4 separate regions of the Homo sapiens genome follow, and all the other regions are linked to region 1. A link is a loop called in an ENCODE intact Hi-C map of the cell type or tissue named here. Cell type or tissue: PC-3. All regions are shown on one strand. Links, peaks and the distances in the headings refer to the core of each region. The heading gives the core; the rest is flanking DNA. Region 1 overlaps MIR3681HG (MIR3681 host gene). Region 2 overlaps LOC124905974 (a long non-coding RNA gene). Region 3 overlaps MIR3681HG (MIR3681 host gene). Region 4 overlaps MIR3681HG (MIR3681 host gene).

Region 1 (5,927 bases), core at 606-4,605:
TCGCACAGAGATCTCCTTCTCTCTTTTCTTCTTATAAAGGTATTAATTCCATCAGGAGAACCCCCTTGTGATAACCAACCTAAATTTAATTAACTTCCATAGGTCCCACCTTCAAATACCAGCACATGAGGGGTTAGGATTTCAACACAGGAATTTCAGGAGGACACATTCAGCCCATAACACCAACCAGTTTTATTTTTACCATCCTCTGGAAACAAAATAAGGAACTTGTAACATGTTCTTCCCGGGCATTAGATGATCTGAATGTGTCACCCTCAAACTCATATGTTGAAACTTGATCCCCAATGTGACAGTATTTTTAAGAGGTGGGGCTCTTAGGCATGATTAGGTCATGAGGGTGGAGCAATGGGATTAGTCCTCTTATCAAGGGGCTTCATGCAGTGTCCTCCCCTTTTTCTTTTTTGCCCTTCTGCTATGTGAGGACACGGTTTCCCTGTGAGGATGCAGCAAGAAAGCACCATCTTGGAAGCAGAGATCCTTCACCAGGCACAGATTCTGCTGGCACCGAGATCTTGGACTTCCCAGCCCCCAAACTATGAGAAATAAATTTCTTGTATTTCTAAAGTACCCAGTCTGTGGTGGTTTTCATATAGCAGCATAAATGGACTAAGAAAAGGATGTTCCTGGGGGTCACCAAGTATCTCACCTGTGTGGTTCCCCATCGTGATAGTTGGATTCAAAGCTGAAGGTTGTCACTGACTTCTGGGTTCTCTCTGCTTGCCTGTCTAGGGCATTAACTCTGGAAATACTTTGTTTCTTTGTTCCCAACCATCCATCTCAAATCTCTTTCCCTGCTTTCTCCAAGGATGTTGTGCAGGTCTTTGTGCAAATAAGAATTTCAACCTATATTGGATAAGCCATATTTACAGAGGTGAATTTGATTTGTAGATATGACCTTTTCCTTGCCCAATGACAGTACCCTGAGGTTGAAGTCTGTTGCTCAGAGAATTTGGATGCACTAGCTTCTCCAAATATCTGCTCATCCACACAGCAGAGGGATAAGAGGAGACCAGTCTGCTTCTCCCTCTTTCCAATCCCTAAACCTTATAATTTGTGTACAAAGGAACTAATTTTGAAGAGCAGAAGGTCAAGGAAGACTAACAAAAATCTATCTTTTTGAAAGAAAGCAGCACTGGATTTAGGTAGCCATACAAATTGTCCCAAGTGGTGTTCTACTCCAAAATAGTGTGCACACCTTTTTAGCCCTACAATGAGTTGGTGGCTGACTGTGCCAAGTGCCTGCTTGCAAAGCTTTCCTCTGGAAGGGAGCCCTGGAAATGCTGAGCAGTGGTGACCCCACATTGCCTTTGGGGGCTGAATTGTCACCAGCCACAAAGATAGATCCTTTTACCTTTTGCATAATCCAGACATGTGGTTTGGAAGAGAAATAATTCATTTAAATCTCCCCTGCCTCTCAATTTTGCATAAAGTAAATTCAATTCCATTCAATTTGCACAGATTTACTGAAAATGTACTCAGGGTTGGGCCCAATGTGAGGTGTTGTGGACACAGTGGCACATAAGACACTGTTTTGGCCCTTGAGGAGCTCATAGTGCAGAGGGAGAGACAGTCAGGTAAAAAATGACATGGTACAGAGATGAGTCACTCTGTTGTGGCAGTGACAGTATAACTGTCCAGTGGGTTCTTCTTGCCCACTGCACAAATAAAGAGCATGACGTTGCAGTAAAGGAAGAGTTTAATGGATGGAAGTCTGGCCATACCACGTGGGACATAGAGTTACTACTCAAATCAATCTCATCCAAGGCTCGTAGGTCAGGGGTTTTTCAAAGACAGTCTGTGGGAGAGGGTGGGGGTGGCCAGGTAATGGGTGTTTGCTGCCGAATCGGGGCAGAGATGAAATTACAGGGGGTCAACAGTGTCCACTTGAGCTCAGTTGCTTCTGGATGGGGGTCATAGGAGCAAGGGTCAGTGGGCCCAAGTAGAGCCATGTGTGTCAGACACGCAAAAAACCTGAAAAGATAGCTCAATTGGCCGATCTTAGGTTCTACAATAGTGGAGTTATTTGCAGGAATGGCTGGCAATCATCTATGTCTACACCTTACCAAAATTCAGATTCCCCTTCTCCCCCAGGTGATGCCCTTTCATTCACTTTACAGAGGTAGTTGAGTTTGGGGGAAGGCCTATTATCATTTAAACTATAAACTAAATGTCTCTCAAAGTTAGCTTAACCCAAAAGCCCAGGAATAATTAAGGGAAAGGCAAGATAAGGATGGGTTTGATCAGATCTTTTACTACCATAATTTTGTTACTACTATAATTTTTGCAAAGGTGGTTTCAACAGGATAGCCTGCGTTGACAGGGGAGGGTGTGTAAAGACCCTGGAGAAACCAACAGAGGTGGCCTGGGGGCAGCCACAATATCTGAGGCTTGGAGAACACAAATGTGTTAACCCAGCAGGCCAGAAGCAGTGTGGGTGTGAGGTCAGATATGTCACAGGCAGAGAGAACACATGCTATCAGCAAAGGCACAGAATCTGAGAGTCCAGCACGCCAATGGAACAGAGTGTGGTGTGTGGAAAGAGGGGCACAAAGGGAGGCAAAGCCCAGGATCGTGGATCAAGGGTGATCCATGCCATGACAATAAGGACAACTCCTTATTGTCATGCAATGCTTCCCAAGATTTTATTGACAGGGCAGAGACACAATCAGAACTGTGTATTAGAAAGATGTCCCTGGAAGCTAGGGATAAGAAAGTTTGCAGAGTGAGGCTCAGCAGGGAGCCACGGACTTAGGTGGGAGGCTATTCCAGGTATCCAGGAGAGAAATGGGGAGGCTCTATGGAGAGTGTGGGAGTAGAATGAGGCTGGCCTTGAGGAATGTCAAGAGGGCAGGACTGACAGTTACCACCTGGACGTGAGACACTGGGCATGGGAAGAGTGCTGCCAGGCAAGTAAGTCTCAGATCAACACACATGCGTTGCTAAAGCTACTGACCAAGGCTCTGGCCAGATTGATGGCCTCCTGGCGGTGGCCTTTACTGCTCCCCTTGTACACCTGAGGCAGAGTTACTTACATTAATGTCTGTGTCTCTTCCACTGCCTTTGCAAACAGATCCCTGAGTTCTAAGTGAATCAGAGCCTGCATGGTACTTTTCCTCTGACTTCAGACTAGTCATACATTTTGGAATTCTTCCATGTTGAACTTTCACATCCTGCACAGAACACTCGGGCCCTGAGACAGCCCTACGCCATTTGGTGAGACCTTTGGTGAAAAGTCAAGGTCTGGGTTTATGACACAATATTTTTTCCTGGTCTATTTATCCCTGGCACAGTTCAGAGCTGGCCTATTGGAACAGGAGGTTCCAGCCTTCTCATTCACCTGGGCACTCTCTAACCTCAAATCAAATTCTACTGTCTCCCAGATTACATTCTGAGTTCCTAAATATGTGGGGAAAAATACTCTCAAATGCCTCCCTAAGAATACACACAGTCATAAAGCTCACGTACATTCAAATTGCTTTTTAAAAACAAAGACCGTGAAAAACCAAAGCTATAAAAGTATGTGAATCATCAACCCAGAAATCATGCCTCAAGGCACGCCTGACAGCATGTTCGTTCCCGGATGCTTTTCCTTCACAAATTATGGAGGCTGCCGACATCCTTCTGGGGAAAGGATTATCTGATTCCGCAGGCAGTTAAGAATAACATGTAAATGTCATTTAGATGAGCTATTTCTACATGGATCAAAAGACACACTCAAGTTACCAACTATGATAGCCAAACCCTTTATTTCAATAAAATCAGAGCAAACCCACAAAACTCTCCCAACTGAATTAGCACCATTGTGGTGTGGGAGGCATTCAGACATTCCTTCCAGGTTAGTAGACTATTTGCAATTCAGCTGTTTTACTGATGTGCATGTTATATAACTGCCACCAGCCATGGGGGAAGCTAGAATCCAAGGCGTCTCAAAATTTTCCACTGTGTACTCAAAGCCAACAGGAGAGAGTGAATGAATACTCCCTTGCTTTATGGTGACATAGCTAAAACTGTCTTTCCAGTAAATACCAGAGTGAGAGGCAATGTAACATAGTGGTTATATTTATGGGTTCTGGGGTAGAGTGTCTTGGATTTGAATCCCTATACGTTTGGGAGCTGCGTGTCTTGGATAACTTCTGTTGCCTCTCTCAGTTTGGATTCTTGTTGGCTTCAACGATTTTATCTTCCTTATTGAGTTACTCTGAAGGTTAAGTTAATAGATGTTAATCCTTAATATATGTTAAGTTCCTCTATTTAAGGGCTCCATAAATGTAAGCTATTGTTTTAAAACAAAACTGTAAGCTCTATGCCTTGTTTTAATTCAGGCAATGTTGCATTTTGCTGTCTCTGTGTCTCTAATACAAAATAATGTTTCCCTCCAAATTTCCAGTAGAATTGACCCTCCCAGGAGAGGTACCATATTTGTGCCTGGATTTGCATAAAACCAGGTTCACTGCCACAGATTCCAAGACTGACCTCACCCTAATGTGAGAAGCACAGTCAGACTGAAGAGAAGGCAGAGATGCTTCCCTACCAAGGCTCCTTGGAGATTTATTGTTGTTTATTTTCTAGATAACTGAGTAAAAACCAATTTTTGTAGGTAATGTTACCATGGAATGGATTACCTAGTTGCTGTAGTTTAATGGGTAATGTCTAGAAAAATATATGTCTCAAAGCTTTGTTGTTTCTAAGGAACTTCACTGGTGACTTTACTTAGTAAGTCAGCACTATGTAGTACAACGGTCACTGTCCAGATCTGGAGATGAAGTAGGTGGAGGGAATTGTGGTGTATGTTGCTTATTACTGTCAAAGAACACTGGCTTCAGAGTCAGGAAACCCGGGGTCTAGGCCTGCCTTTCTCTTGACTTATTCTGTCATTTTGCACTTAGGATTCAAATGCAGGTGCATTGATTCTAGAGCTCATAACCTTGGCTGTTTCTTTATACATCTGATTAAAAGGCTGTGACTACACTGCACATGTCTTTTCTGAGCTTGTGATAGGCCTGCTTATCTCTGCTGGTTTTTACTTTTAAGAAGCCACTGGATTGTTATACAATCAGTAAACATGCATGCTCTCCGTAAATCAATCTGGATCTGCATCTGATCTTTTTCCCAATCACTGGTCGCGCATTTCTGACTGTGTATTAGAAACTCAGTTCCCCATTTGACCTTGTGTTTTCCCACCAGTGGTCACATCTCATGTATGTGACTTCCCCTGTGACTGGCACCTGGCAGGGCCATGGTAAAATTGGTTTATTACCCAAATGCATGAAATCATAAGTCTCTGTACCACTTAAATGAAATGACAATTCTAAATACAAATTTAATTCGTTTGTACTCAAGGAACAATGCCATTTCTATGAACAAGACTAAAAATAAACTGTGAAATGATCTTTATCAGTCAAGAATAAACAAAACAAAACATTGACTACAATCACATCGCTCCAGCGCCAGCGTCATCATTTCAACATCTATTTGGCTTCTTTGCTTCTAGTAACTGTGTGGCTACAATTTATGGTTGTAAATATGGATGAAAGAAAGCATGAAGAGTTTAGAACATAATTGAATTTAAAATGTTCCTTCTGGAAATGTCTGGTCCAAGGACTTAGGATCCAACCTGAGTTCTTTGCATGGGAGATTTGGGGGAATTTGCAAAAAAAAAAAAAAAAAAGAAAAAAGAAAAATACTGATTCGTGACTCAAGGAAAGGGGGCTTATTGATGACTCAATTTTTTTCCTGAAATCAAACTTCTCTTACAAGATGGCATTTGAGTACATTAAAGGTAAATAGCACGGAAACATATGGTTTGAATTTCCCATGAAATGTGAAAGTTTTGATATTAAGGGAGCACATACTTCAGAAAGATAATTTGGCCTCTGCTAAAACCAGAACATTTAAGAAATCCTTCT
Region 2 (5,927 bases), core at 1,275-5,274, 390 kb after region 1:
ACCTCAATTACACTAGATCTCTGGGCAACATCTCTTCAGTTCTCCTGGCTTCCCTTTGTGGTCTCAAGATGCTGCCAAAGCCTTAGGCATCATAGCCTCCATGATAATATACAGAGCAGGAATGGGCTTCTCCCCACGAACCCCTCACTTCTACTGGAGAGGAAAATCTTACCCCAACGTTTCCCAGATAGAATTTCCCTAAGTTCCATTGGCCAGGATTGTATCATATTGCCTTGCTTATTTGCATGGAAGGCTGGAAACATAAGTATCTGGCATTTCAGCTTCTATAGAGAGAATTGGCTTTGACCATTCGTAGATGGGAGAATGGCTGCAGCTTATACAAACAGCACTGCCTGTCATATGAGCTAGGTGAATACTGAAGAGAAGAATTAGTGACACATACATACGGTGCTCCTCCACATGCTAAGGCAACACAGGTGAACATCAGTTCCTACACATGAAACATAATGATAGTTTGGATGTGTTCTGTAACTTTCACCATTTCTTGTGCTTCTGTCATGCAGAGAATCCCCTCTAGCAAAAGAAGTGACTGTTTTTACACCTTACATCAATTCTGAGAAAATCAATGACCCCTTTGTCTTACCCCTTATATAAACTCCAAGAAAATCAGTGACCCCTTGGTCTTACACCTTATGTCAACTCCAAGAAAATCAGTGACCCCACAAGAAAGATGGAACAAAGTGATGGACATCTATGACATGCCAGGCTCTTTACTAGGAATGTGACACATATCATCTCATTCAGCCCTCACATGGATCCTGAGGCAGGGATTAAAAGGAAACTGAGGTTCACAGGTTCAAGTACTTGTCTCAAGTCAGAATACTGAGAGATCCTATAGCTAGGTGTGCATTCCTGGCCTGCCTGACTGTAAATAGCATCCCTCTGTTAGTACATCCACATGTCAGAGGTGATTTCATGTATGTCTGAATATGCTGAACATTCTACTTTTGTGAGCACTCCTGCTTGTATAATTTCTGAACAGTAACAATAGGTAGAAAATGTCTCTTTTAAGTCCCTCCTTGCTTATTTATTACTTCACATTTTAGACCCCATTTTCATAGTCCAAGAAATTTACACATTGTGCAATGACAACTATAAATCACATTCAAAATGACTCCTAGAACTAAAATGCCAAGTATTTGTCTGAGGTTTACAGAAGTTTTCATTTGAAAGATTTACATAGTTTGTTTTGAATCTTACACATTATTTGTTCAACAGATTTTCACTTCACATGTACCATGCATCATGCTCTATACACATGCAGATGTTTATAAACGTTTATTTGTGACCAGCCTCTAATTCAATAAATATTCCCTGATTATTTACCATAGCACCAACATCATGCTAGATTTTGATGGGTTAAAGAAGTAAGCAAAACCTTGTCCTTACACTCAGAAACTCTGTTAGTTGAGAGTCATTCTTCAGCTATTCCAGAGAAAATATTTATTGTGCTTTTTTCCCTAACTCAGAAATGAAATTTATAAAAGCATAAAACGTGTGCTGGTTTTTCTGTTTTCACCCACTCTAGATCCCACTCTCTACCCTTCTTCTTTGCTCTTCTCTGTGCCACATGAGGCCAACTCCTGTGGACAGCTTTCTTCCCTTCCTGAATGGCGTCCAGTTGGACTCATCCAAAGAGCAGCACTAGGGAAATACGTTAAGCTTCAGGTCACTTCTTCCTGGCTCCCTTCTTGCTTAAGACTGTGTTTCTGGCAGGGGCTTCCTCCTCCCAGGAAGATGGCTCCTTCCGGGGTCGGGGGTCGGGTAGAGGATGGCTCTCCACCAGAGATCTGGTTCTCATTGGGTTCCAGTAACACCATTTTTCCTGGGTGTCTTGACCATGGAGATGGTAATAGCAGAAGCTTTTACTCATCTCTGGGTGCCTTCCTCTTCCTTGTTTGTTCTCTTAACTAGCACACACATCTGTGGAGTCCCTTTATTAAAATCTCTTCATCGAAACCACCCAGGGCAAATTCTGTTTCTTGCTGGGACTTTGAGTAATCAGAATATCAGAGCTGATGAAGTTAGAAATTCAATCTCTGTTTCTTATTTTACAGGAATGGAAACTAGGGCTCAGAGGTTTCACTTGCCAGAAGTCACTCGGTCCCTGGGAAGGATGCAAACCAGCTCACCTGGCTCTCCAGCACATGCACCCCAGACCACCCCCAAGGATGTGACCCATTCCTTCTGTGGAGTCTGATCTTCCAAACTTTAGACAACAGCTCCTTCTGCAAGCTTTCGAGCCTGCAAGCTAAGGACATGAATGAACTGAGTCATCCCCACAGAGCTTCATTAATTTTAAGGCAATTTAAGATTTCTGAGTCATAGGTTTCAGTCATTTAGATTTTCCCAGCTGGTACTGTACTTGCCCACACACACTTTTCTTTAAAGATTGCATCTGTCTAGATGTGTGGTTCTGCCCACCCTTCCTCAGTTTCTGAGAAGAAACTCGCCCTCGTGGAGTGCTACATGCAGGGCTAAGCCATTTCCATTTGCCACGTGCATTAGAGTCTTTGCCTGAGGGATTAATGGGATTAGCAGTCTGCAGCTTGATCTAGACTCTATCCACCAGAGACATGCACAATTCCAAATTCTATATCCAACACAATATTTTACCCAGTCTCCCAAGAAAATTCAGTTATGCCATATGGTGACTCCACTCACTGAATAATATTTAGCAACTTGATGAACAAGGACTGAATCATATCTTAACCATCTTGGCCAAATATTGTTTTATATAGCAACAGTATTAGTAATATATATGTTTTATTTTTTACACTAGTACTTCCTGCTACGCCCACTGAAAATTAAGAGCTAGACCTCACTGGAAGTAGACTACACAATAAAAGAGTTCTCGCTCATTAGCAACCTCCAATTCAATATTGCATTGTATGTATGATACATTCAGAATGTCTGCTTTTTCCTTCCTCCAGAGCAGCTGCTGGGATTGAGCAATAGTCTCCCAGGGTAACGCAGCAGGGAATCCTGGGGCATTTCCCAGACACTGAAAACAAAGGATATGTATCCATGGGGAGGATAGGGCTTCAGCTCTCTCCCTCCCACTAAGAAGTTCTCCATATCCTCAGTATGTGGGGGAGAAAATTAGCAAGCCTCTGAGTGAGGAGCCCCTGTGACCCAGGGATTTTAAGAAAGTCGTTTTCCTCCCTGAGCCTCAATTCAACTGTTCAAGAGGGATAATCATGAAAACCCTTTATAAACTGTAATACAATATGCAAATGCTAGGTTGGTCATTTACAATGTGCAGATTCTGTTAAAATTGTACATACATGCAACCATGAGGAAGATGCAATCTGTATCTTCAACCATCTTACCAGTGGAAAATAGAAACTTGTGGAGATAACAGAGATAATTTCAACAAAATACAACTTGGCTAAGATAGAGTTATGAAAAGTAGAGAGACTCTTAGGTCAACATGAAAGTTCCTGAAGTTGCCAGTACCCAAGAGGAATCTTGAATGATCAGCAAGATTTATAGCGGCTATAAGAATATTTATTCCCAGCAGCCAGGGGCATAAGCATCAGTTACTAGTGAGTATAATGCATGTCCCAAAGTGGCAGGAAATAAGGCCATATTTATAGCAATTAAGAAATATTAGCTATTATTACTGTAGCATCAGGGCTTTCTGAAAATCAAAAAAAAGGGATTTCTGGGAGAGTCTCATGCTAAGGCTTCAGCAACTCTTCTCACCCCACCCTGTGGGGCCACTATTGTGCCCATCTTCTGGGAAACTGTTGTAAAATGCTCCCTTGATTTATTACTGAGTATAAAACTAACCCAATACTTACTGATGTAAAATAACCCACTTCTTTATATCATGGTTTTGTGCAGCAGGAACTGGGGCAGATGGCACAACTGGGGTCACTTAGTGATGTTCTGTTGGTTGCTGCTGCTGCTGCTGCTAGAAGTATCGAGATGGTTTTATTACCATGCCTGGAGTCTTGTCAGTTGGTTGGAAGCCTGGGCTCTACCAGGCCCATCTCCTTCTTCACATATTCTTGGGGCCTTTCCTGCTGATTTCTCCGGCCAGGTAGCTGGTTGGATTTATTTCCTGCCACCTCGAAGCTTCAAGAGACTATGGTAGAAGTTTCTAGGTCTCTCCAAGGCAAAGCCTGGGACTGGCCATATGTCATATCTGCCATTTCCTATGGGTCCAAGCAGTCTCAGGTCAGTGCAGATTCAAGTGGAAGGAAATAGACTCCACTTTTTAATGGGAGAAGTGTCAAGTATGTATGGCTGTCTTTACTCTGGCACATTTCTCTCTCCACTTATGGTCACGCTGTGTGTGTAAGAAAGTCTTGTTGATTCCTGTGATAGGAAACAAAAGAAAAAATCTCCAGTAAAAAAAAATAGTGCAGCATAAAAGAGGCTTCTGTCCTTCTTCTGTGAGTTCCTATATGACCCACTGTCCTGTGTCCAGCACCTAGCACAGTGCTTGGCATACAGAAGGTGATCAATCCACAGAACTTAGCTGACAGGATTTTGCTACTATATTGTTATGTGAGTGAATTTCTCACAGTGAACCTTCCAGGAAAGGTGCCAGGGGAATCTTATTGCAAAACTAGCAGTTTATTGGGTTGACAAAGAGAACATTCAATTAAAAAGATTTTTCAGAACACAATGGAATCATTTTAGTTGTGAAATGTGAGCTTAAAAGTTATCATTTTGAAACATCCAACAAGCATTTCAAGACTCCATGGCAAGATGCAGCCCCCTGTACATAGGCACAGATGGAGGGTCCTTGTTGGGCACAAAAAAGCAGAGGCCCCTGTGTAAATCCCAGGATTCTCTGCCCCAGTAAAAAGCTCAGGCTCTGTCCCTAGTGCCAGGCATGTAAAAGAATGCTACATATTGATTTATCTAACAAACAGTGATGACAACCACCATGTGCCTATCACCATCCTAAGCACTGTGAGTATAGAGGGAAATAAGACAGGCTCTAGGTCTCAAAGGCCTCTTGTCTCCACAGTAGGAAATTTTCTGCCCATTCTTAGAGTCTAGGGAAATACTTGGATGTTATGAGGTGGTAGACTAAGATGGTGAGGGGCAGAGAGGCAGAGTCAGCCCACTACCCAACCACGGAACCACTATGCCAGAGGGAAGAATCTTCACAGTATTAGAGAGATATCAAGTGTCTCAGTGTATATCAGTAGCTTTTAGCTTCTGCCTCCTTCCTGTTAAACACAATAATCTCTACCCCAAAATTAGCCTAGAAGAGGGTGTGGCTTCTATTTGGTTTATACTCTGTCTCTGGTTCTTCTCACATTTGCCCTGGATAAAGCAAGCTGCCATGTGTGGGCTGACCTATGGAGAGGCCCATGTGGTCAGGAACTGAGAGTGGTTTTCAGCCAACATCCAAGGAGAAAATGAAACCATCAGTTCAACAACTTTCAAGAATCTGAATCCTGCTAGTAACTATATGAGTGACCTTGGAAGCAGATCCTTCCCCTGTTGAGCCTTCAGATGAGAGCACGGGCCTGGCCTACACCTTGATTACATGCTTGTGAATGATTCTGAGGCAAAAGACTTAGCTAAGCTATGACTGGATTCCTGACCCAGAGAGATGATGATTTTTTTTAAGCCACTAAGTTTTGGGGGATAACATGTTATGTAGCAATACATAACTAATACAAGTGTATAAAAGAAGAATACAATTCAACTAGCTCAGCTTCCAGTCTACTGCACTTTCTACCACCCCATGTGATTTCTGGCTCATAAGGATCTTTCATCTAGAAGCCACGGGAGCATCTGGCTAGAGGAGTGAAGTCCTAGGGTTTTATTTCAATAACTACATGTTTTCATGGTCTGACTACAGCCTTGTGTTTGTTCTCTGCAGCTTCTGTCTCTACCTCAGACAGACCTAACTGCTGTTTCTTATCTCAGCAGAC
Region 3 (5,927 bases), core at 1,005-5,004, 120 kb after region 1:
TAGTTTTACAGTTATTCTAGAAAGTTCTCTAAACATCAAATTTTGAAGGAAGGAACCAACACTGCAACTGCTACTTGTTTTCAGGTTCTTGACCAACAGAGGCTTAATGAGTAATGTATTTGCTCAAAGTGAACTGAGGAAAGCAGTACTTAAGAACGCCTCTCACTGGTCAGCTAAGTGAGACAGTAAACCACCCAGGACGTTATATATCCTGTGCATATGTTTAAACCGGTGACTTGGGAAGAAACTGAAAGTTACTTTGTATAGTGAAACTTCCAGGCATAGTTTACTCAGTCTACTCAATACTGAGATCTAAGCCTAACTCCACAGCACCCGTGGGAGTGCTCTTTAAAGAGGAAGATGAGCTTTGAGCACTTTTTTTTTTTTTTTTTTTTTTTGAGACAGAGTCTCGCTTTCGCCCAGGCTGGAGTGCTGTGGCACTATCTCGGCTCACTGCAAGCTCCGCCTCCCAGGTTCATGCCATTCTCCTGCATCAGCCTCCCGAGTAGCTGGGACTACAGGCACCCGCCACCATGCCTGGCTAATTTTTTTTTTTTTTTTTTTGTATTTTTTACTAGAGACGGGGTTTCACCATGTTAGCCAGGATGGTCTCGATCTCCTGACTTTGTGATCCGCCCCCCTCAGCCTCCCAAAGTGCTGGGATTACAGGGGTGAGCCACTGCACCCGGCCAACTTTGGGCATTTTAACCACAGTTCAGCATAATGAGAGAGATGGTGGCTGTTATCATAGGCAGAGATTTTCTTTCTCCTTCATTTCCATTACTCAATTAATTCTTGCTTTTGTTCTGTGTTTGTTAAAGTTGCCATTAAGGTCAGAAAAATTCTTTATATAGAAAACAAAACAACAACAAACACCAGTGTGGTACTGGAGGAGTACTGGAATAGGAGCCAGGAGGTCTTGGTTCTAATCTTGCCTTTGCTACAGGTTTGCCACCTGACCTTGGACAAACTGCTTTATCCCTCTGGGTCTCCTCACAATCAAAATCCATGAATATTTAAGCTGTGACACATTTGGAGACGCACTGCTGAACACATAATATTATTATGCAGCCCAGTGTCTCAGAGTTGCCATCCATAGTCAAGGAGAGCTTTCTATACTTTCAGAAATAGCATCTCGTTTTTAGATAAGAAGTTTTAATTGAACTATAAAGGAGTAATATGCATTTCTTTTCTTTCTCCATTTTTCCTTTTTTCTGAGGCAGGGTCTCGCTCTGTCACCCAGGCTGGAGTGCAGTGACAGGATCACAACTTACTGCAGCCTCGATTTCCTAGGCTCAAGTGATCCTGCAACCTCAGACTCCCAAGTGGCTGGGACTACAGGTGCGCACCACCACTCCCAGCATTTTTTTTTTTTTTGGTAGAGATAGGGTCTCACTATTTTGCCAGGCTGGTCTAGACCACCTAGGCTCAATCAGGTATCCTGCCTTGACCTCCCAAAGTACTGGGATTACAGGTATGAGCCAGGGTGCCCAGTAGTAACACCCATTTCTGATAGAAACTTTGGAAAATATGGACAAAAGCAGGAGAGAAGGAAAAGGTAATCCTGTCATGCAGAGGTAACCATGATTGTTTTGATGTACTTTTGATAGTATTTTAAATATATACATTTATAAGCATATTGGGGAACATATTATATTGAGATTTTTAAAGTTTTTAAAAATTATTTATTACTGTAAACAATCTCCTATGCAATTAGTCTTCAAAAAATGATTTTTAGTGACTGACCACATAGGACTCCATCAAATGGATTAAGTGTAATTAATTTGAACATTTTTCTATTCTTGGTCTTTTCAGTTATTTGGGTTACTTTTGCTATTATAAAAATGCTGTGGTGACTACATATTTGGAAATATGAACGTATTCATGCCTTTTCAAATAACAAATTGGAAGGATAAGAATTACTGGGTTAAAAAACTAGGCCAATTTTAAATTGTCCTGCAGAAAAGTTGCAGCAATTTATCTCACCAGAATGTTCTGAGGATGTTATTGTACACCTGCTTACCAATGTCAAGGAACATGTAACAACAGCAATAAGAAAAACACAACACATTCTCTAACCTACTGAGAGCAGATTTTATTTTACTGATGTGTTTATATTCATTTCACTGATTATTCGTAAAGTTAACGTTTTTATTTCACATTTGCTTGCCACTTGCAAGACTTCTTTTGTAAAGTGCCTTTTGTATTCTTTGAACACTTTTCTATTAAGGGGGAGTGGATGTTCAGGCTTTTCCTATAGCTTTAAAGCCCTTACATGATGAGGATGTAAAACATCGCTATGCTTGTGGTAGATTTTTTTTTGCCATATTTTATTTTATTATTGTTTAAGGTGTTCTGTTTATAATATCTAAGGAAATATATTTTTAGGACAGAAGTCAAATTCCCTGAAGGCATGGAAATATAGCACTTCCCACCAGAAATACATTCTTTTGGTATTAGCACAGAGCTTTTAAAACAATAAACATGAGATTCACATCAGAATTGTCTCTCTCATTTTTTTTTAAGTGAGGTGCAATTCTCGGCCCATAACAATAGCAAAGTCTATAATTTTCATCTTTTAAGTCTATAGCTTTTTAAAAAATAATGCAAAGTATCTAAAGAAGAATGCAAAAATCACTTTAAAAGTTATGTTTTCCATCTCTTCTCTCCATGAAGCAGAAATCACTGTGAAATGGAAGGCATCATGAAGTTAGAACATTCTTTCATGAGGGAGTATTACTGTTCCAGAAGAGCCTAACAAGATATAACTGGAGGGATGGAGTCTTTCCAAAAATTGGCAAAAATGAATAAAAGCTTTAGTCTGAATCCCATGAAGCAGATGGATTAATGCTTCTTAGAACTGGGAGCTTAAAATTTGGATTTTTAAGCATCACTAATTTTTCTTTTATGAACCCTGTCCCATTTTAACTCTTTAGGATTGTAAGTCTATGTATGCATTCTCCTCTTTTTTTTGATATCCTGAATACTTACATGCCTCCTTCCCTCCGTCAACCATGGAGCTTGCCTCTGTGCTCCCCAGCTGGCACCTGGTCAGCAGGGGCCGCCATGGTTTTACTGTTCATACTTTTAATGTTAAGCTATGGCCTAACCAGCTCCTGTATGCCATACACCTGGCCCAGATCCTCCATGCAGGTGACCTAATATCACATTTGCCTTCCTACAAAAAGGAAAATAAAATAAACCATGTATAACATCTCACTGAGATATAACTACTGCTAACATTCTGCTGCCCTTCCCTCCAACATTTCTTCCTTCCATGCTATGTATAAATATTATACATGCTACTGTTTTCCACTGGTTCATTTGAAATTACATTGTCATTATTTTCCCAAACTGTAATTTTTAGTGGGTATAGGAAAATTAATTGAACTATCCTCAACAATAGGTAGAAATTTAGGATGCTTTCTATTTTTCCCTACTTTTGGTAGCATTGACAGAACAACCTAGCATTCATGGCTTTGATTGCAATCCAGTTACTTTCTTAGGGCAAATTCCTAGAGGTTCCAACGTTGTCTTATGTGGATATATAACCCCCTTAGCATACAGATTAAAAACAATACGAAAGAAATCAAAGCATGTTTGTTTGTTTAGAAATGTTTACATTGAGAAGAATGTTTTGGTACATACCAATATTTTACCTTGTGTTTTATAGGATGTGTATGCATATTTCCAATTTCTAAAAGTCATGATTATGACCTAATTTTGCATAACAGGAATTTGAGGAGCAGAGGAAAGGGGAAAACATTAACACAGTTTCTAATACAAATGCCAAGAGGCTCCAACTAGAGAATTATTTTCACCAGAGTTTCTAACCCTTGACTTCTAGGCCTTTCTACTCTAGGAGAAGTGACAAGATTATCCCCAGTCTGAAAACTAAGGAAGAAAATCCTGTTTAGCTGAGAGGAGAGGAGAGGCTGGCAGGGGGGCTGATGCAGGAGGTGATAGGGCTCCCGGTGATAAGAGGTGAGAAGAACAGTCTCTGTGTGCCTAGAGAAGAGATTACCAGAAGTCTGCTATCTGTTTGTTCGCGGATGTCGGACAGGCAGGATCGGTGATGGCAGGTCTTGGGGGAAGGATTATCAGGAGCTAAAAGCTGTCTTCACCTTGGCTGCTAAGAACTCATCTCGGATCTTCTTAGAATTCCAAATCGGACTTTTCTCCTAGCAGTGGCTACATCCTTAACCTCAAAAATACCCGTATTAGCAGATCTACCTCCATGAAATAGACAATTCTTGACAAACTAGTCCCAGCCTATCATGTCCTGCTTCTCCCTGCTTCCCTCTCCCATCAGTGCACTTGACTCTGTTCTGTGTTTCCTGGTTGGAGCAGTCATGGCGCTTCATGTTTCTAGGCCTGTGCTTAATGCTATTCCCTCTGCCTGGAGGGCCTTTCTTCCATTTGGCTTGCTGGAATCTCTGCCTTACTCCTAAACTCCTGAATCATTTTCCTTCCTAGCTCCATAGAAATAATTGCTCTCATCTTGTTCTTCATCAGAAGAATTGATGCTGGGGATATGCTTCCACTACAGCAATATTTCACTGCAGCATAGGTTGTGACGTTGTCTTTCCCATGAGTCTGGACTCCTTGAGGGCAAGATCTGTACCTTAAAATGATCCTTATAATTTTAGGTTCTCGATTAAGTCTCTGACAACATGGATAGCAATAAATATGTTTTTACTGAGGCAAAGAAAGGAGAACACATGAAAAAAAAGGGGGAGAAGGAAAAAAGAGAGAGAGGAAAAGATAAATGCCAATAAAATGTTTACTAGATTGAATTTAAGCGGCAGTTTATGTTAAAAGTGTAAGTACAAGTATGTTTGGATTTGGTGTCTAAGACCTGGAGCTGTATGAACGTGTGAAAAATCTCTCAAACTGAAGATTAATTTAACTCTCTGGAACATGGCCAAGAAGAGTTTGAAGGAAGTAAAAAAAGGCCTATGAAGAACATGCATAAATATATGAAACTCATGCACGAAATCCTCTGAACAGGAGGGTTTTCCTACTTGTCAAGACCTCTCTCAGAGAGGGCTTTTTCTCTGTTGTTTATGTATTTGTCTTCTGCCCTGAGAAGTTAAGTGTATTTCCAAGAGCATATATATTTCTTTTCTTAAGCATTAAACGTTATATGAATCATTTGCATAAAGGGGGTTACATTTCATTTAGGAAATGGCATTTCAATTCCCAGAAGTACTAGTATGTGGAGATTAAAATTCAACTGCAATGCAGTGCACTGCTCTACCACATACCACGTGGGGCGTGCCGGTCTCCCAAAAGCCATCTGCAAATGTGTGAATTAAGAACAATGGGATGTTTATGACTCCTTACCAACCTCCTGTGAAAGTGAAGTGGAGATTTGTTTTCACAAAAATCCAGTAGAAAATGTCAAATTTGTAGGTGATGGAAGGGAACTTCATTCCATAAAGTCACTTTGAATTGAAACTAGACCTCCAGTCGGAACGTCTGAGCAGACTCCTGATCGCATCTTAGCTGAGTTCTACCGAGGATCATGCTCCCCCATGCAGCCATCCTTCGTTTTCTCTACTATTATCTATTGTTCATGTGTCTTTTCAGAGGTGTTTTAGTCTAATACAGGGAAATACACATATGTGTGTACATATGTGTGTGTACATATACATATATGTATAATACTATATATTATATTTATGTCACATATATTTATACATACAGTACACTTGTTCTACATGTGCACCCTCCTCCATGATTTTTGTCTCCTTTTTGATATAAATGGTAAATATCACATCCACTGTTCTGCAACTTGCCGAAGTGCCGTTGTTCACTTAACAATATACCTCTGAGAACATTCCATATCATTATGTAATAAACTAAGTCATTCTCTGTTACAGATGCAGAGCATTTTAGTGTGTGCGATCTTCACTTCACTAGTC
Region 4 (5,927 bases), core at 1,226-5,225, 220 kb after region 1:
TAAATTCCAAAAAAATTATAAACTGTTATGAAAAATCAATAAAATAAAGCTCTGTAAGTGTAATCTAAGTGTGGTAAAACATTGTAAAAAAGACCTGAAACCTGAATGCTTAAAAAACAAAATAAGTAATATGACAAAAAATAACATGAAATATGAAAATTGATATACCAAAATTGGGAAAAAATTAAATGGCTATGTCAGACAAAATGATGAATTTCCATAAATGATAAAAAAGAGACAAAAAATATAGTCAAAGAATAAATTAGGCAATCATAGAAGAGAAAGCTCTAATTGTCAATTATTATATTTAAAATCACTCAATTTTCAAAGGTTTTCACATCTCTCATCAGATTTATTCCAAGTATTTCATATTTTTGATGGTATTTTAAATTTCTTGGGCATTTAAAATAATTCAAAAATGAGACTTTTCATCTGAAAAAGTCTTTAAACTTGTAAATCCACATGGATATTAATTTTTAAGACATCAAGATTATAGTGACAGGAAATTTTACATGGTTGGTTTATTACAGATGATTTACTGAGGAATAAAATCCTTAATGTGTAGGTAACACAGGCAAAATTATTCAGCAAAAACATAAATCTTTTTTGTCATACTCACAAAGAGTTGTTGGCTTAGTCTTTCTTTTCCAGTAAATTAAGGAATTCTCCACCAGATCTGCTGAGATACGTAGCATCTCAGTATCCTTGATCTATCCAGATACGTAGTATCCTACTGGATACCTAGGTATCCAGTGGACATGCTGAAGTAACATCCTGGAAACACAAGAAAGTTGACTTTTCTCTCCATTCCAAAATATCTTCCATAAAAGCCTATTGGCAGATGACCCTCAACTTCACTGAGACTCAGTTTCTCATTTGCAAAAAGGGAATGGTAACAACCTGATATGTCTTTTGTGAGGCGTAAGTCGGTGATACAATGTCTGAGTCGTATGGCACTTTAGATGATAAAATACGGAAAACAGTACTTTTCTGCTAGATGCTGGTGAATTTTCTTTTAATAAGACATCCGTGAGAAGGAGAAAACCTCCAAAGCTCATGATGGTTTGGCTACCTACTCAGAGAAACTTGGACATAATCAGTATGAGGAACTAATGAGAACAGGAAAGGCTTACTGTGCTTATATCACGTAACATCTACGTGTCATCAAATCCATTGACAGGGCTTTTTCAGCATAAACTTTGTCAGTCTCTTAATCTTGGCTCTTCTACATCAATTTAATAGGGTTGTCTTAAAAACAAACAAATGACAACAACGAAAAAGCCACAACAGATGGTTTATGAAATTGCAGAAGGCTGGAGCAGAAAGAGAGCCATAGAAACAATCTGACCACATTCATCCATTGTAAATGTCACCTATAGCTTCCCTGTCAGGATTACCAAGGATCTCTGTTGATTACTTCCAGTGATAAGAAGTCACTTATGAGACAGGTCATTTTATTTTAATTATCAGTTAAATAATCATTCAACTGAAATCTCCTTAATTTTCCACTCTATGGAGCTACCTAGAAAGCATCAAATTTTACTTTCTCTTGGCAGTTCCCTTATACTTGAAAACGGAATTAGGGTCCCCATTCAGTTTTCTTTCTTCAGTTAAATGTCTCCTTTTCTTTCAGTGTTATCTCCTCATTTGAAGTAGTTTTCTGGTTTTATAATACTTAACATACTAGTTGCTCTTCTCTGGATAAATTCCAAATTGTCAATTTCACTTTTAAACTTTTATGCTCAGAACTGAGTAGGATATAGCTGCTGTACTCGATGCAGAAAACTCATGCAAAAAGTAGCAGTTTTTCTCCAGTGGTTATGCTCAACTGTTTTAATATACTGCTTTGTCACACAGTCATGCCTGGGGCAGTTCAAGATCCTTCAGATCAAGACCTGGGCTCTTCTAGGAAGTAAAATACAAAGGTTTTACTGCAGAGGATACCTCTGACAGAAGTCTGTCTTTCTCTCCCTCCTTTGTATTTTAAGTTGCATTTTGTAGATAACTAAGTCAAAGCACTATTCAGCCCCTGAATAATAGAAGCAAGCCCTCTAAATAATAGAATGCATTAAATAAGAATTCCAAACATTTTATACATATGACACTTGGAAAGAGTTTTCCTGAAAGTAGCCTGAACTGTTAAAAACCTTGGTTCTAGCCATAATATTGATGATCTGTTTGAACTCCTGAGTCATACAATCTCTCATGTAGGTTAGGCTGCTAATATAATACCTTATGGCATCTAACAATGACAAAAATCATTTTGCAGTTGAGTCAAGCTTAACCATACCATGGGCAGGTAAGTTTTTATTTAAAAAAAATTTCCTACTTGAGTGCCCATCAATTCCTCTCTGCCTGGGTTATATTTGTCTCTTTATATTTTTCAATATAGTTCCCAAGAGAAAATTGATCTTATTTCCAGTTCCTAATGAAAATATGAGATTTTAAAAAACTGTAATGAAAGGTTTCAATTTATAGAGGGTGTGTTCTCTTCCTCAATCTGGAATATCTGCAATACCTTCCCTCAAGTGAAATGTTCAGCTTATTTAGAGGATATCAGGATGGTTTGCTATTTCCTGTGCCTCATGACTGCATACGTATTTGCCATCTGATATTTAATAAAGCCATTCAAGGACCATGACATTTCGTTGGATGGCACAGTAAGGAAAGAAGTCTGATGAGACCCAAACATGCGTGGCAGGAATTGGAGGAAGGTACAAGGAAAGTATCTTTGCTTTTGCATTTGGGAGATTCAAAGAAGCAGGTTTTTTGTTTGTTTCTTAGAAAACAACAAAGTTGTCTCTCCCCCCTACTACACAGAACCACTTTCAGAGAAGACTTTCAAAAGCTTCGACAACAACAAAAAACTAAACTAAAACTAAACAAAGGCTCCCCGGCTACTAGAACAGGGTTTGCTTCATCTTCAAGCTGTTCTTTCACAGCCATGTCCTAGTTATGACAGTGTGGGAAGTCGGAATGACAACCACCAAACCAAACTGGTCTCTGTCTTCACCTTCTCACAGAAAAAAAAAAAAAAAGCCCCATCTTGGAATGTGCTCTGAAGATTTTCTCGTCTCACTGTAGCTAGGAAAGAATTCACCCCAGAGGCTAGAGCAACATGCTTGGCTAAGCTTCCCACAAAACCAAGGACTACTTGCCTTAAAGGTTTTCCTTTCATTGGAATCGCTTATGCATATGTCATCACTGACTCATATCTCATAAACATGATTTACAAAAAAAGCTTGTCAGCTGGGTTTTATTAAATAGTAAATTAAAAAAAAAAACCTGCATCCAGAATATCCAACAAGCTCAACACCCACAAATTCACTGGCTCATCTTCCAGCATCATGTGGTGGTTGATAAGTCTGAAGAACACACACACACCTCATCAGCTCCCATCAAACTCTCTCTGCACCCACGGGAAAAGCTCCACATTCATAGAATTCCTCCCACACATGCCTGCACCCCATCAGCACAAGCAAAGATGAGGATTTACTCTGTGAGTCCAAAGAAAATAAATTGCTCCATTTATACATGACACATGAAAGAAAAAGTCATGCTTATGTCAAGCTAGAAATACACTTTTTAAAAGACAAAATTGTTACTTAAAAAAGGAAAAGTGCTTTGGCTCTGGAATGCCTGGTGGGTGCAATAATTCAATTAAAATTCATTGTTCTGACTCTGGCAAGTATTCATTTGTTCACCAATATTTTAGAGAGATCTATTCTCATTGGTTCTTCGAGTTCATGGAAAGCTTCATGTCATCTTATTGGATTGTCTTGTATTTTAAATGATTACTATATAGGCATCCTGGGAAGATGGAAAGACATTAAAAACCCTAAATCCTAGGCACATCTTCTATCTACTTTACAAAATAGTGTGTATGAAATAATTCAACAGAAGCCAAGGGTATGGAATCCTTAGTAAAACCTGAAATAAGTGAACAAAATTATGCCTTTCAGATTCTGGAAGGCATTTATATACCTTTCCACACCAGTAGTCTGGATTTAAACTGTGATGATAGGAGATCTAGGATTTATAATGAGACCAGTTTAAGTTATTGTGCTCATGATGTATTTTATTAGAGTAGCACTACTGATGACAAACATCTTTTAAAAATGGATAAAGGCAGCAACATGACAGAAGTTTGTTTTCAGCTCATATAAGCCTTAAGAATTGTTTTCTTCATTAGTGCATGACTTTCCTTCCAGTTGTGATTCTGGGACCTAGTCTTCTGTCATACTGTGGCTCTGATATCTTCAATATATGTTTTCCAAAACAAATTATCCAAGGCATCTGGGTGAATCTGAAACTAAAGGAAAGAGCATAGGAAATGACATGTAATCGACTATTGTGGACCACCATGGAAGTAGCACTTGCCACTTCTGTACACATCTCATTGGCCGGGACTCAGTCATGTAACCTCACCTAACTTCAGGGAACATTGAAAATGTCTCCTAGTTGTGTGCTCAGGAGAAAAAGAGAGTGGGTTTGGTAAATAGCAGGCCAATTTTTGCTACTCAAGGAAAAGAAGAAATTCCCATTCTACCATCTTTCCTCTTGTGTGAGAAGGCATGACAAGGACCACAGCTCATCCGCATTGAGTATGTAGCAGACATTTAGGGGAAACTTTCGTCAGTGATTCCAGAGACTGTTTTATTTCAGTTCCTCTCCAGAGAGTTCTCTTAACATGCAGTAAATATCAAAAATGGAGCTTCTGATAATTGTACCATGGGCCAGGGCCTTGGTATTCTGAATAATAATTACTAAGGCATTCTGTTCAATTGGGTTTTAAAGATCAATTGTATCTGAGTTGCCACATCATGGAAGGTCTTTCGATGATTTTTTTCACTGTGAAATCTATGTGCATTTGATCATGTAGACGTCCATTCTTTTGTTTTTCCATTCCTTTCAAAAACTAAATTGAGACAGCTTACAAAATAAAATTCAACAAGTAAATGGTAGACCCAACACCTTGAAAAGGGAATATTATTGGTAGTAAAATTAAATGAAGCTGGGGGTGAGGGTATTACATTTAATGTATATATGCGTCTCTTTAAAAGAGAGGGATAAAGTTGAGGGTTGTAAATAAGCTCATTTAATAGTGGCCAAAGTAAAGAATGCGACCTCAGACATGGGGCCTGTAATTATCTTTCATGCTGCCCTGATGTGCTCTTTCCTTCCAGGGACTCCCACATTTCCCTAAATCCATTAACAACAAGAACAGAATAGAGGGGAAAATGCTTGAAAAGAATATTTAATATGAGTGATGAAATCAAGTGCTAAATTTAAAAAGAAAGGAATGGGATGGGCAATTATTATAGCAAAAAGAGAACAGGAAAAGTGAAAAGCAGAGAAAGAAAACTGGCAATCTAACTCCTTTTTGACTAGAAACAGGACACAAGAAGCAAACTGCTGGTGGTGTGTGTGTGGGGGGTGTTTAAGCAAAGATGTCAGACTCCCAAGATTAAACTAGTGAAGAATGGGAAGGGAGAGGGAGAAGAGGCAAAATGCACAAAACTCCATAAAAGGGAGCCGAGTGTCCATGTATTTGAGTAGATGGATATAAATAGAACATCACAGTATTCGGAATGTTTGTGGAACTTCTTATGATAACAACGAGCGTCCTATTTTTAATAGGATGCTTACCTTCCAAATTCTATCAAAACATAACAGGAAATAAATATTAACCAAAGTACCAAAAGGCATAGTAAACATGGAGTGCATTATTGTATATATCTACAATGAATGTCTTAGTACAAAATGGGAGTTCAACTAAAAAAACAGAAATGGTTCAATAATTTATGGTGCATTTTCTGAATAAAATACTATGTAGCTATTAAAATGAATAACGTGGAAACACCATAGCAACAAGTCTAATTGTTTATTACATAATAGCAATAAAAAAAGAAGGGTCAAGAGGATAT

What was found. Peaks named below come from ENCODE experiments on the same cell type or tissue, not always from the same donor. Only the 100,000 strongest peaks of a DNase experiment are listed, where the experiment ranks them.
Region 2: a loop joins it to region 1, with 8 times the contacts of the local background. A loop is called at or near these places in 22 of 110 quality-filtered maps.
Region 3: a loop joins it to region 1, with 2.7 times the contacts of the local background. A loop is called at or near these places in 5 of 110 quality-filtered maps.
Region 4: a loop joins it to region 1, with 3 times the contacts of the local background. A loop is called at or near these places in 4 of 110 quality-filtered maps.

Annotation. Positions count from the first base shown.
Region 1 is chr2:12,315,067-12,320,993 of GRCh38, forward strand. The region is part of intron 4 of MIR3681HG (MIR3681 host gene); the gene reads left to right. Among named protein-coding and RNA genes, the nearest start is that of MIR3681, 120 kb to the left of the region's middle. In PC-3, for the core only: a CTCF peak has its summit at 3,007; DNase peaks (open chromatin) are centred at 3,155, 3,545 and 3,745; H3K4me3 peaks cover 2,017 bases; H3K27ac peaks cover 2,901 bases.
Region 2 is chr2:12,700,019-12,705,945 of GRCh38, forward strand. It overlaps LOC124905974 (a long non-coding RNA gene), which reads right to left. Exons shown (of 2, transcript XR_007086222.1): 2 at 1-4,347. Among named protein-coding and RNA genes, the nearest start is that of TRIB2, 14 kb to the right of the region's middle. RefSeq lists a cis regulatory region at 5,657-5,927. In PC-3, for the core only: no CTCF peak of the experiment used is centred there; DNase peaks (open chromatin) are centred at 2,303 and 2,823; H3K4me3 peaks cover 1,727 bases; H3K27ac peaks cover 4,000 bases.
Region 3 is chr2:12,430,734-12,436,660 of GRCh38, forward strand. All of the region lies in intron 4 of MIR3681HG (MIR3681 host gene), which reads left to right. Among named protein-coding and RNA genes, the nearest start is that of MIR3681, 230 kb to the left of the region's middle. In PC-3, for the core only: a CTCF peak has its summit at 3,063 (motif pointing right); no DNase peak of the experiment used is centred there.
Region 4 is chr2:12,531,666-12,537,592 of GRCh38, forward strand. All of the region lies in intron 4 of MIR3681HG (MIR3681 host gene), which reads left to right. Among named protein-coding and RNA genes, the nearest start is that of TRIB2, 180 kb to the right of the region's middle. In PC-3, for the core only: no CTCF peak of the experiment used is centred there; a DNase peak (open chromatin) is centred at 3,126; H3K27ac peaks cover 2,526 bases.